Regions from separate parts of the Mus musculus genome. Here region 1 is linked to region 2. A link is a loop called in an ENCODE intact Hi-C map of the cell type or tissue named here. Cell type or tissue: left cerebral cortex. All regions are shown on one strand. Each heading gives the region's core, and the rest is flanking DNA. Links, peaks and the distances in the headings are about the cores only. Region 1 overlaps Nek1 (NIMA (never in mitosis gene a)-related expressed kinase 1). Region 2 has its middle 5.5 kb from the start of Sh3rf1.

Region 1 (5,383 bases), core at 265-5,264, 97 kb before region 2:
TGATATAGTATAAAAATTATATTAATACACATAGTAGCACACACCTGTAGCTGTAGAACTTGGTGGGCAGAAGCAGGAAGGTCACATTCCTGGGCTACATATCAGTGGGAAAAAAAGTTATTTTAACTATTAAGAGGAATAAATTAAAATTGTATTGAGTTCCTAAAAAATGCTAGGATGAGCTAAATTTTCCCAGCCTGTATATATGACATCCTCAAGTTTAATTGTGTAATGTATCCTGTTTATTTTGTTGGTTAGCAGTCAGCCTGCGTAGATTGTTACAAGTGCTACTTTATATTCTTCTGGCTCAGTACACACATGGCCCAAATCTTAGTAAGTCCAAAGTTGGATGTGGGGCACCTGCAGTCCCAGCACTGGGGCCAGTTGAGTGGCACTGAGAGACATACCTCAGCACCATTGCCATCTTTAAGTGCTTTAAGAAGCACTAGGTTTTGTTGGTTTGCTTTTCACCACTTTGGCCAGCTTCACCAGTTTGTAACTGATGATCATTCTCTTAATTAGTGTAATGTAGAAATGGTGTTCAAATAATGGGAACCTATTCTTTATTATTCTGAAATGCTGCACTAAGAAAATTGGCCAACTACGCAAATTTCCACCACTGTGTGTTTTCTTCAAAGCCTTCCCTGTAATGCAGAGCTCTTTTCAGGGCCTAGCACTCACATTTCAATCTCAGATTCCTGGAGAGTCGGCCCAGCCCAGAGACAGGTCCACAGCTATCTGTCTCGTCTCCTGTTTGTCACATGCTTATTGTTGAAAGGTTGATGAATAGAGACGCTTCCAGTTATTTCTGCTCTTGTCCAACACTGATTTCGTTTTCAACACCTCCGCTGTCTGTTGTTTTGTTTGTTTTCTTTAGCACAGTTGGCCTACTTCCTTCTTGGTGGTGTTATAAATGCTTTTCCTCATTGCCCTCAAAGAACTTGTCCTTGCAGCCTTCTGTCTGAACATGAGGTCCCCACTCAGCCCCATCTTGGGGAAGCAAAGTCAGGTTTCTCTTCACACTGATCTAACCCATGTTAGCCAGCCAGCAACTCCTCGGAGTAAGTGCTGCACAGTGGCTGACTGAACATCATAGAGCTTCACCGCGCTCCAGACAACTCGCTTCAGCTTTCAGCAGGTCTGCACAGGGCAAGTTGACCACAGGAAGGTAGGAGAAACAATACACATGAGAAAGAACCAACGGGCACTTCTCACACCTGATTGCCAGCAGCTTGGCATTTCAAGGCCAAGTGTATCTCCAAAATAGCCACTCTCCACTCTTTAAAAGCTGACCCAACTGAACTGCTATGCTAAAGCCCAATCGTTACTCACGAGTTTAACTTTCTTTATGAAAAAAAAAAATGCTAGCTGAATTTTTAATTATTTTTTTATATTTTCCTACATGAGTACTACATTTGCATAATTTCCAATCCTCCATCTCCCCCTCCAACTCATCCCGTGTACTTGCACATCCTCTCGAATTCATGGCCTCTTCTTTAATGATTATTGGTACATACATGCATATGAGTGTTTAATAAGTCTATCTAGTGTTGCTCATGTGAGCTGAACTTTAAGAAAGTTGGGTTCTAACCTTGGGCAAGGCCCCTTTGAGTCCTTTAGGTCTAACTACATGACTTAAGTATTGTAACTAGTATTACCTCTGATTTCCTCTTCTGATTTCAATTGTCTTCCTCCTAATGATCAATCTGTGAACCTCTCTGCAGATGCTGAGGACCTGCTCACTTCCAGATCTTTCCAAGCTGTTCAGAACCCTAATGGACGTTCCCACTGTGGGGGACGTTCATCAAGACAGTCTTGAAATCGATGAGCTGGAAGATGAACCAATTAAAGAAGGGCCTTCTGATTCCGAAGACACGTAAGTATAGGACCACTAACAAATGCCAGTATCACTTTGACATCTAGATTGGGATTTTCTTCAAAGTCCAGAGAGTGAGCATGGTCTACAGCTGCCTTTTCTTCACCCTTCAAGCTCTTATAACTTCGTTAAAGTGTAATCAACCTTTTGAAAATGTATGGCTGCCTCTAAACAATTTACTGTCTCATTTGAGGCACATAAAAACAGCTTGTATTTATGCTCACTGTTTTTTTCCCCCCATTAACATCCATCTAGTACACTGATGTGACTATACTGATTACTAAATAGTAGTTAAATAATTTTCACAGGATAATACCTGTTGAATAGTGAAATCTCCATTCTACTAGGATTGAGATGGGAAGCAGGGAAGTATTAAACCGTCTGCATGACATCAGGGAGATGCTGAAAACTTTCCTGTCTGTTTGTGACATTTGGTTTTAGGATGTATCAGTGAGGATGTTATTTTTGTGGTATATGTGGAAGTGGGGTAAGGTAACTGTGTGTGTGTGTGTGTGTGTGTGTGTGTGTGTGTGTGTGTGTGTTGGTTTGCATGTAACTTCACTGCTTACAGAAAATTCCTTTCTTGTGATTCATGGGAAATATAGAACTCAGGAAGAAATGTAACAATGTTTCTGAAAGTTATGGGAAATGTTGGCTGAGCCTTAGATAAGAATCCTTCTTGGCTTCTGCAGTTTTAGCCTTCCAACTGCCTCAAACAAGTATAACAAACTCAGAGGAATAAACCAAAATATCCTGCAGTCAGATGCTAGAAGCAGCACAGCGTAGGAGTCTGGTGCAGGGGTGTAGCTTGGGTAGAGTAGCTTAGCCTGAGTGAGGCTGCAGTTGGTGTCAGGATTGCTGCATCTGACATGTTGTTACTTCTTCCTAATGAAGCTCCATTTTCTCATCAGCCCTCTTAGAGACCTGTGGATCTTACTAGGAACCTAGTGGTTTGGAGGGAGGTCACTTTAGTTCCTATTTTAGTCGGCTTACTGGGGAACACAACATACATCACTTATGGTCGACAAAGTGCCGGGTAATGGGGTTTGTGGGTTTGTCCTCTGTAAGTAAAATGAACCATTTGTAATTGAGCCAGCTGTAACAAAACTATTCTACATCTACTTGTTTGTCTTTGGAAACTGACTTGGGTCCGTACCTTTCTCCAGATTTTATAATAAGAACTAAAAACTAAGCTTAGGGCCAGATTTCAAATAACCTAACTGTCTTAGTCAGGGTTTCTTCTATTCCTGCATGACCAAGAAGCAAGTTGGGGAGGAAAGGGTTTATCCAGCTTACATTTCCACATTGCTGTTCATCACTGAAAGAAGTCAGGACTGGAACTCAAGCAGGTCAGGGAGCAGGAGCTGATGCAGAGGCCATGGAGGGATGTTCTTTACTGGCTTGCTTCTCCTGGTTTGCTCAGCCTGCTCTCTTATAGAACCCAAGACTACCAGCCTGGAGATGGCACCACCCACAAGGGGACCTCCCCCCTTGATCACTAATTGAGAAAATGCCTTACAGCTGGATCTCATGGAGGCATTTCCTCAACTGAAGCTCCTTTCTCTGTGATAACTCCAGCCTGTGTCAAGTTGACACAAAACTAGCCATTACACTAACAGAGACTTGTAAATGCTGATTTCATACAGTATTAGATCTTCTCACATTTTTCTTAGGCAACAGTCAGGCTGGCCTCACGAATTTTAACTCCTCTATGTCTTGGCCATTATTTCCTCTAGCTAATAAGTGGGTTATCAGCAGGTCAACATAATAGTCTTCACATGAAAGATTGAATGATGAGTTAGGCTTCTTATTAAACACCAAGTCTTATTCTGATCAGATTGTTTTCTGTAGCTTCCACAAAGTCAAATGGCTAGTTAGTATGCATAAGTACAAAATAAAGATATTTCTGTGTAAATGATTATTTTCTTTTCCATTAATGTAAATTGTCTTCAAGGTCTCATAGAGTGTATTTGGGAGTTGGCTGTAAACTTTGGGAAGGGTCCTCATCAGCCCTATATATTTCTTAGCATTGCATTTCTAGTCTAGGGACTCCTGCCGATGGCCCTGACCCCTCACTACAAGGCCTCACACATCAGACTCAGGTAACTCCTCACCTTCATGCATGTCCTCAGAGATAAACTGGGAGTCTTAGAACTGAGTTTCTCAGTTACTGTACAAGTGTCCAAGGACAGAGGCTAGAGATCCATTGATAGGCCTCTTATATTTTCATGTCTCTACCATGAGTTTCATTTGGATAAAATTTAAATAGGAAGAAACTCCTTAGTAAGTGTACTACATACATATAAGATTTTTACCTATTAATTGATTCCACATTTTAAATCTCAGAAAATATCATTTATATTCTGACTAATGCCTTGAAAACAAAATTCTCCTGTGAGGATTATGGCCATTGTTTTATTCTTGGGAAAATCTATTTATATATTTTAGAATTCTTTTCAGGAATATACACATAAAGATAAATTTCTCCTGACTATTATATTCACTGTATCATCATCCCGTTAGCCTTAAAAAGCACAAATATTATGCAAGACCTTAAGTACATGTCTCTAAAAATCCAAATACATTCACATGGAAATCCTTGCATATAGTACACAGCTAGTATCTACATTAAGATTGTGATAAACTTTCAAAATTGGAAAATGGTTTTTCCAATTTTCCTTTAAACATTTGACTATTAATTCATTTTTTAAAAAACATGTGATAAACATCTTTGCTTTCTTAACTTCCCCAACTACAGGTGGGACACACAGACACAAACCTTTGTTGCAAAGTTTAAGCAGTGACTGAGGTTAATAGTTACATGAGTCTCCTCTGCAAATCAGCACCAATTTCAGCAAATCACCTATAGTTGCAGAGTACCCCTCGTGTACTATTTTTCTCAGTTGTATTCATCCTCAATTCCTTAGTTAAAAACTCTATATGCTTATTTCAGACTTCTTTTTTATCCACAGTTAGTACTTTTAAGTGGAAGAGAATGCACCATTTCAAAATAAGATTAGGCAGTATTCAGTTTAACTCTTTACATTTCAGTGTATTTGAAGAAACTGACACAGATTTACAAGAGCTTCAGGCCTCAATGGAGCAGCTGCTTAGGGAGCAACCAGGTGACGAATACAGTGAGGAGGAAGAGTCTGTTTTAAAAAGCAGCGATGTGGAGCAGACAGCAAGAGGGACAGATGCCCCAGACGAGGAGGACAACCCCAGCAGCGAAAGCGCCCTGAACGAGGAATGGCACTCAGGTGTGTGTTCACGGTGGCTCACGGCTGCTCATGGCTGAGCGCCCGTTTCTGTCTCTCTGCTCAGAGTTCACGTAGGAGGTGGTTTCCTGGTATCTGATAGGGACATATCCAGCCTTACAGTTGATGTGTGCTTCTGTCTGTCTGTGCTCACTGTGTGTTCCACACAGACATACCAACCGCTTCTCAGTTCTTCTGTTAAGTGACTTCTGAAGTGTTTTCTCTCTGTTTTGGCCCCTGTTCCTTGACC
Region 2 (5,383 bases), core at 287-5,286:
TACATTCTTTGATGAGGTATTCAGCGTTTTTATTACGTATAATGCGCACAGGGAATGCTTTCTAATAAACTTACCAGATATTCCATTAGATTAATTCATGTGCCATAAAAACATGATGGAAATTTTATTTTTTAAATTATATTTATTGCTTTAAGAAATGATTTTCACAGTGCCCTCTTAAACATCAGAGGCTCGTTGGATTCACATATTACACAGAATTCTAGGAACTGTGAAAAGAAAACATGGAGAGACCCTTATAACAGAGGTTCTCAGCCTTCCTAATGCTGCAACCCTTTAATATCCTTTAATACCATTCCTCATGTTGTGCTGACCAGCACCCATACATTTATTTTTGTTACTACTCTGTTTTTCAAGTACTGAGATTAGAGATGTGCACCACCACACCATGGCCCCCTTCCTTTTTTGCCTACCAGCCTTCCTTCCCTCTCTCCCTCCTTCCCTTCCTCCCTCCCTTCTGCCTTCCTGTCTTCCTTCCTTTCTTCCTTCCTTCCTTCCTTCCTTCCTTCCTTCCTTCCTTCCTTCCTACCTTCCTTCCTTCCTTCCTTCTCTTTGGATTACTAGTGTAAACCTGCACTTTTTTCATATGTGTGCATTTTTAAACTACCCACTTACTGGCTTTAGAAAGGTCTACATTTATCTTTAAATTTTATCAGAAGGAAAGAAGGCTGATAAATAAGGTTTTAATTCAAAAAGATAGTTTACCAGGAAAGATTATGAAATTTCATTTCCCAAAGATGATAAAGTGATGGATATTTATCTACTTTCTCTCCAATTGCTTGGATTAGGTGACATTTTCTTGGAAGCAAAAAGCCTCCTTCAAGGCTTGAACTTTTAGAACGATAATGGAATTTGACAAGATAAAGTATTTCTAATAGAAATGAAGGAATCATATTATTTTTCTTTCAAATAGGTTAATTTTATTTTTGAGCGAACTTGGGGCTGAACATTTACTAGGGACATGTTTTCATTATAATTTAATAGTACTAAACACAATTATTTTCTGAGGCTTGATGTATGTGACTGCCACCCACTTTCAGGTCGCCGGTGTGAGTTTGTGTCCAGCAATGTGTGTTTCTCTAGGCAGGCTAATATTCTAGCTTCCTTTAAAAAGATTCTTTCAAACATGTGTTCAACATTTACTTACCCAGACAAGATAAGCCGGAGGCTGGGCAGAGCACAGCTGCAGGCTGGAATCAAAGGAAGTTAACAACACTCAATTACTCTTATTTTCCTTGGCAAACCAGCCCTGGCTCCAAGGTTCCACCCCCTTCCCATCAAAGCCCAAGAGCTATAGTCCTTTAGGGTCTAGCTCCCTTGGTCCACACTTGTGTTACTTCTCTGTTGATGCTTCTGGGAGTTTCTCCAGTTGCTTCCCAGCATCACCTATGTTACAAATCACCTGATTCTAAAATCCAGGGTGGTCCTACTCCAGCGATAAAGCGGGGCATCTGAACGTTTAATGATATCCGCAAGTGATTCTAACTGAGCCGAACCTCAGGAATGCTCCCTGAAGGCTGGCTAGGTTGGAACCAGTCAGTTCTGAGAACTCCAGCTTTCCCCGGGTACTGTGGTGTCAGGCCCAGCTCCCCAAATGTTCAGACCTGCTTCAGAAAGGCTGGCTGGCAGAAGACATGGTTCAGCTTCCTTCCACTTTCTCATCTGACTTTTCCCGAGCGCTCCCCCCAGCCAGCTTCCTTTCTGACTGAACTGAAGTCCTTGGGAAGTGGTGCTTTTAAATACTCCATCTGCTCAGATTTTTCAGCAGACAGTGCAGTCGGCACCACCTTCCCACTTCTGCAGACTAAAATAGCCTTCCTGGGCTTGCCTGACTCTAAAGCCATCTTTCCTGACAATCATGGCACCTCATGGCCACTTGGCTTCACACAAGAGGGACTCCCCTGGCCCGCAATGCAATTAGGATGGAAATAAACTCACAAGGCAGGAAAGAATGTTTATATATCAGCCAGTAGCTCTCTAATTTATGGGGGGTGGGGTGGGGGGTGGGGAAGGAAAGTCAGGTACATAGAAAAGGGCAGGAAGCAAACATTCTATTCGGTCCTTACTATGAACCAGAACGGTCCTGTGCTGGGGTTTCAACAAGCTTCCAAAGTGGATATTATATCCACTTGTTTAAACTCAGAAAATCAATCTGTAAAGTCATTTAGTCAACAGAGATTAGACTTACAGTGGAATCTAGGTTTTAATAATAATAATAATAATAATAATAATAATAATAATAATAATAATAATAATAATAAACTCTGTTTCTGGGTAGTGTGGGGCACACCTCTAGTCCTAGCACTTGGGAGGCAGGAGGATCTCAAGTCCAAGGCTGGCTATAGAACAACCTCTCGTCTCAAAAACACAAAACCAAAAGGGAAAACAACCTCCCAAACCTATTACTTATTGTCTTAGTGTTCTATTATTGCTCTGAAGAGACACTGTGAGCCACTGCAATTCTTATAAAAGAAAGTATCTAATTGGTGCTTTCTTACATTCAGAGCTTTGGTCCATGATTGTCATGGTGGGAAGCATGGCAGCGGGCAGGCAGACATGGTGCTGGAGAAGGAACTGAGAGCTCTACATCTAGGTACACAGGAAGCAGGAAGAGAGGAACTCTGGGTCTGGTTTGAGCACTTGAAACCTTCAAGCCCATGCCCAATGTCATACTTCCTCCAACAAAGCCACACCTACTCCAACAAGGGCCACACCTCCTAACAATGCCACTTCCTGGTAACGAAGCACTCACATCTATGAGCCTACAGGAACCATTTGTATTCAAACTACCACACTTTCTAAACACATATGTAGGACATAATTCTAAACATTAAGAAGAATCATCTACAGTTCTTATAATTCTTTGAGGTGGTATCGTATGGTGCCCATCTTGCAGAGGAAACATACGTACAGAAGAGTTAGAACTTAGTCAAAGTCACCTACTTGGTGGGTGGTACAAGATTTAACTTCTATGAATCAAATACTCTGGCAGCTGGAGAGATGGCTTAGCAGTTAAGAGCACTTGCTATTCCTGTTAGAGGACCTGGGCTCTCTTTCCCAGCACCCACACGGTGCCTTAAAACAGTGTGCAGGTCTATTTCTGGAGGAGCTGATGCCCTCTTCTGGTCTCTATGAGCACTTCATACAACATGGTATGCATGCATGCATGCAGGTGAACTCTTGGGTATACATGAAACGAAAATAAATAAATCGTTTAAAGAATCAAATATCTTAAGGAGATGGTATTGATGAGCAGTTATTATCTAAGAGGACGAGCAGGAGTGGATTGGGAGGCGGGCAAGGTTAGGAGGCCTCTCCTGATGAAAGGATGAGGAAGAGGGACCAGAGAAAGAAAAAGCGAAGCTAACACCACTGTCTTGCTTGTTTGAGGAGCTGAGACGACTATACTGTTAACTAAGACCTAGGATGAAGACGTTAAATTTATGGTCTGTGTTAAAGGCTTGGTGTTTATTTAGCTGTTCCTTCAGTTTCACTTGAATATAAGAGCATTTGTTTATTGATGGAAAGATTATAACAAAGATGCCTAATGAAACTTGGGATACTGCCTGTCTGATTTCCTGTCTATACTGCAGTGAAAAATGACACATATATTCATATAAACTTATGTATTCACACATACATATGCATGTATAGCCTCAGGATAGCAATAAATATAACCATACTGGGTTAACTCCTTACTTGAGATTACTGATAGCCATTATGTGTTGGCTGCCAAAGGTACAACCTGGTCTCTGCTTGGGAAAGCTGTCCTATTCAGACAAAGGCGGGCAATAAACAGAGAATAGAAAACTTAGCAGACAATCCTATAAAGAAGAGAAACGGAATGCTGGGGTCCAAGTGACTGGAAAACATTCAGTTTTCATTCTACTTGTGATGGGAAGAAATAAATGAGTCTGTGCAAGGGAGTGACATCATGTTCTCCATCTTTTGGAGCTTGCTCTGAGTTATCACTACATCCAGGGCAAGCTATGGCCACAAGAATGGAAAGAGGCTGGCTAGAAGGGCCAGAGACAGAGGTGACAGTGGCTTAAATGAAGGTGCAGTGGGGTCTAGTCTCTATGAGAACACTGGAGACCGGATGATTTGCTTGTGCTTGTTTTTCTTGCACATGCGTGGGTTACTGTGTGAGTGTGCAGGTACATGTGTACAAGTGTAGGTGTGTGGCAGCCAGAAGACAACCTCCCGTGTTGTCCCTCAAGCACTGTCCACCTCTTTTGGCATGAAGTCTCTCTGGCCTCTAGCTGACCAAGCAGGTTGGCTGGTCACCTAGCTCTAGGAATCTACCTATCTTCTTCTTCTTCTTCTTCTTCTTCTTCTTCTTCTTCTTCTTCTTCTTCTTCTTCTTCTTCTTCTTCTTCTTCTTCTTCTTCTTCTTCTTCTTCTTCCTAGTGCTAGGGTTAGTAGCATACAACATTATGAATGGCATCTATCTATCTATCTATCTATCTATCTATCTATCTATCTATCTATCTATCTATCTATCTATCCATCCATGGTTTCTGGGGCAGTGGTGGCACATGCCTTTAATCTCACTCAGGAGGCAGAGACAGGCAAATTTCTCTGAGTTCCAGAGCAGTCTCTTCTACAGAGTGAATTCCAGGACAGTCAGGGCTGTTACACAGAGAAACTCTGTCCCAGAAAACAAACAAACAAAAAAACAAAACCAAAAACTCAACTAAGATTAACATGGGTTCTGGGAATTGAACTCAAGTCTTCCTGATTACAGTGAGCACTTTATCCTCTGAACTCTCCTGTATGATTTGTAAAAGGGTGGTTTGTTTGGGTGCATGTTTCTGGAGATTAAAAATAAGGCACAGAGATCTGATACCTTCATGGTTTCTGGTAAGGCTAGTGCTACATCTGAGCATGGGTGCAAGGTGGAAGCACACACAAAGGGACAAGGCACCAGGTATGCGACAACCACTCTCATGGTAACTGAGCCTGCAGGACTGACAAAGTCAGTCATTCATTACCTCAACAATCATCTCGGTCCCATTGGAGTGTCATTAATTCAATCATGACCCAAACATTTGTTTAAGGTCTTTCAGTGCTGTTCTATGGAGGACCAAACCTGAACATGAGTTTTGGAGGGAGCTCCCACATTTTGCCAAGCCAAGAAGGCAAAAGGCTGTAGATAGACATTAAAATATGTTTGTGTAAAAGGTGGTAGGAAAGAGGGAGGAAGAGAAGGGAAGAAATCAAGGATGGCTTCTAGGTTTCTAGTCTGAACAACTGGCTAAATACTGCTCTCCTTTACCAGCGTCCTGACAATGAGAGGAAAGACAAGTTTTGCAGAAAAATGGCTAGACACGCGAACGTGCGTGTAAGAACACGGAGGTACCAT

What was found. Peaks named below come from ENCODE experiments on the same cell type or tissue, not always from the same donor. Only the 100,000 strongest peaks of a DNase experiment are listed, where the experiment ranks them.
Region 1: it touches region 2 in a loop (2.6-fold over the local background); 4 of 42 quality-filtered maps call a loop at or near these places.

Annotation. Positions count from the first base shown.
Region 1 is chr8:61,119,185-61,124,567 of GRCm38, forward strand. Nek1 (NIMA (never in mitosis gene a)-related expressed kinase 1) reads left to right here. Exons shown (of 33, transcript NM_175089.4): 29 at 1,725-1,876; 30 at 4,928-5,136. Among named protein-coding and RNA genes, the nearest start is that of Sh3rf1, 100 kb to the right of the region's middle. In left cerebral cortex, for the core only: no CTCF peak of the experiment used is centred there; a DNase peak (open chromatin) is centred at 2,648.
Region 2 is chr8:61,215,965-61,221,347 of GRCm38, forward strand. No RefSeq gene overlaps it. Among named protein-coding and RNA genes, the nearest start is that of Sh3rf1, 5.5 kb to the right of the region's middle. In left cerebral cortex, for the core only: a CTCF peak has its summit at 3,121 (motif pointing left); a DNase peak (open chromatin) is centred at 1,728; H3K27ac peaks cover 498 bases.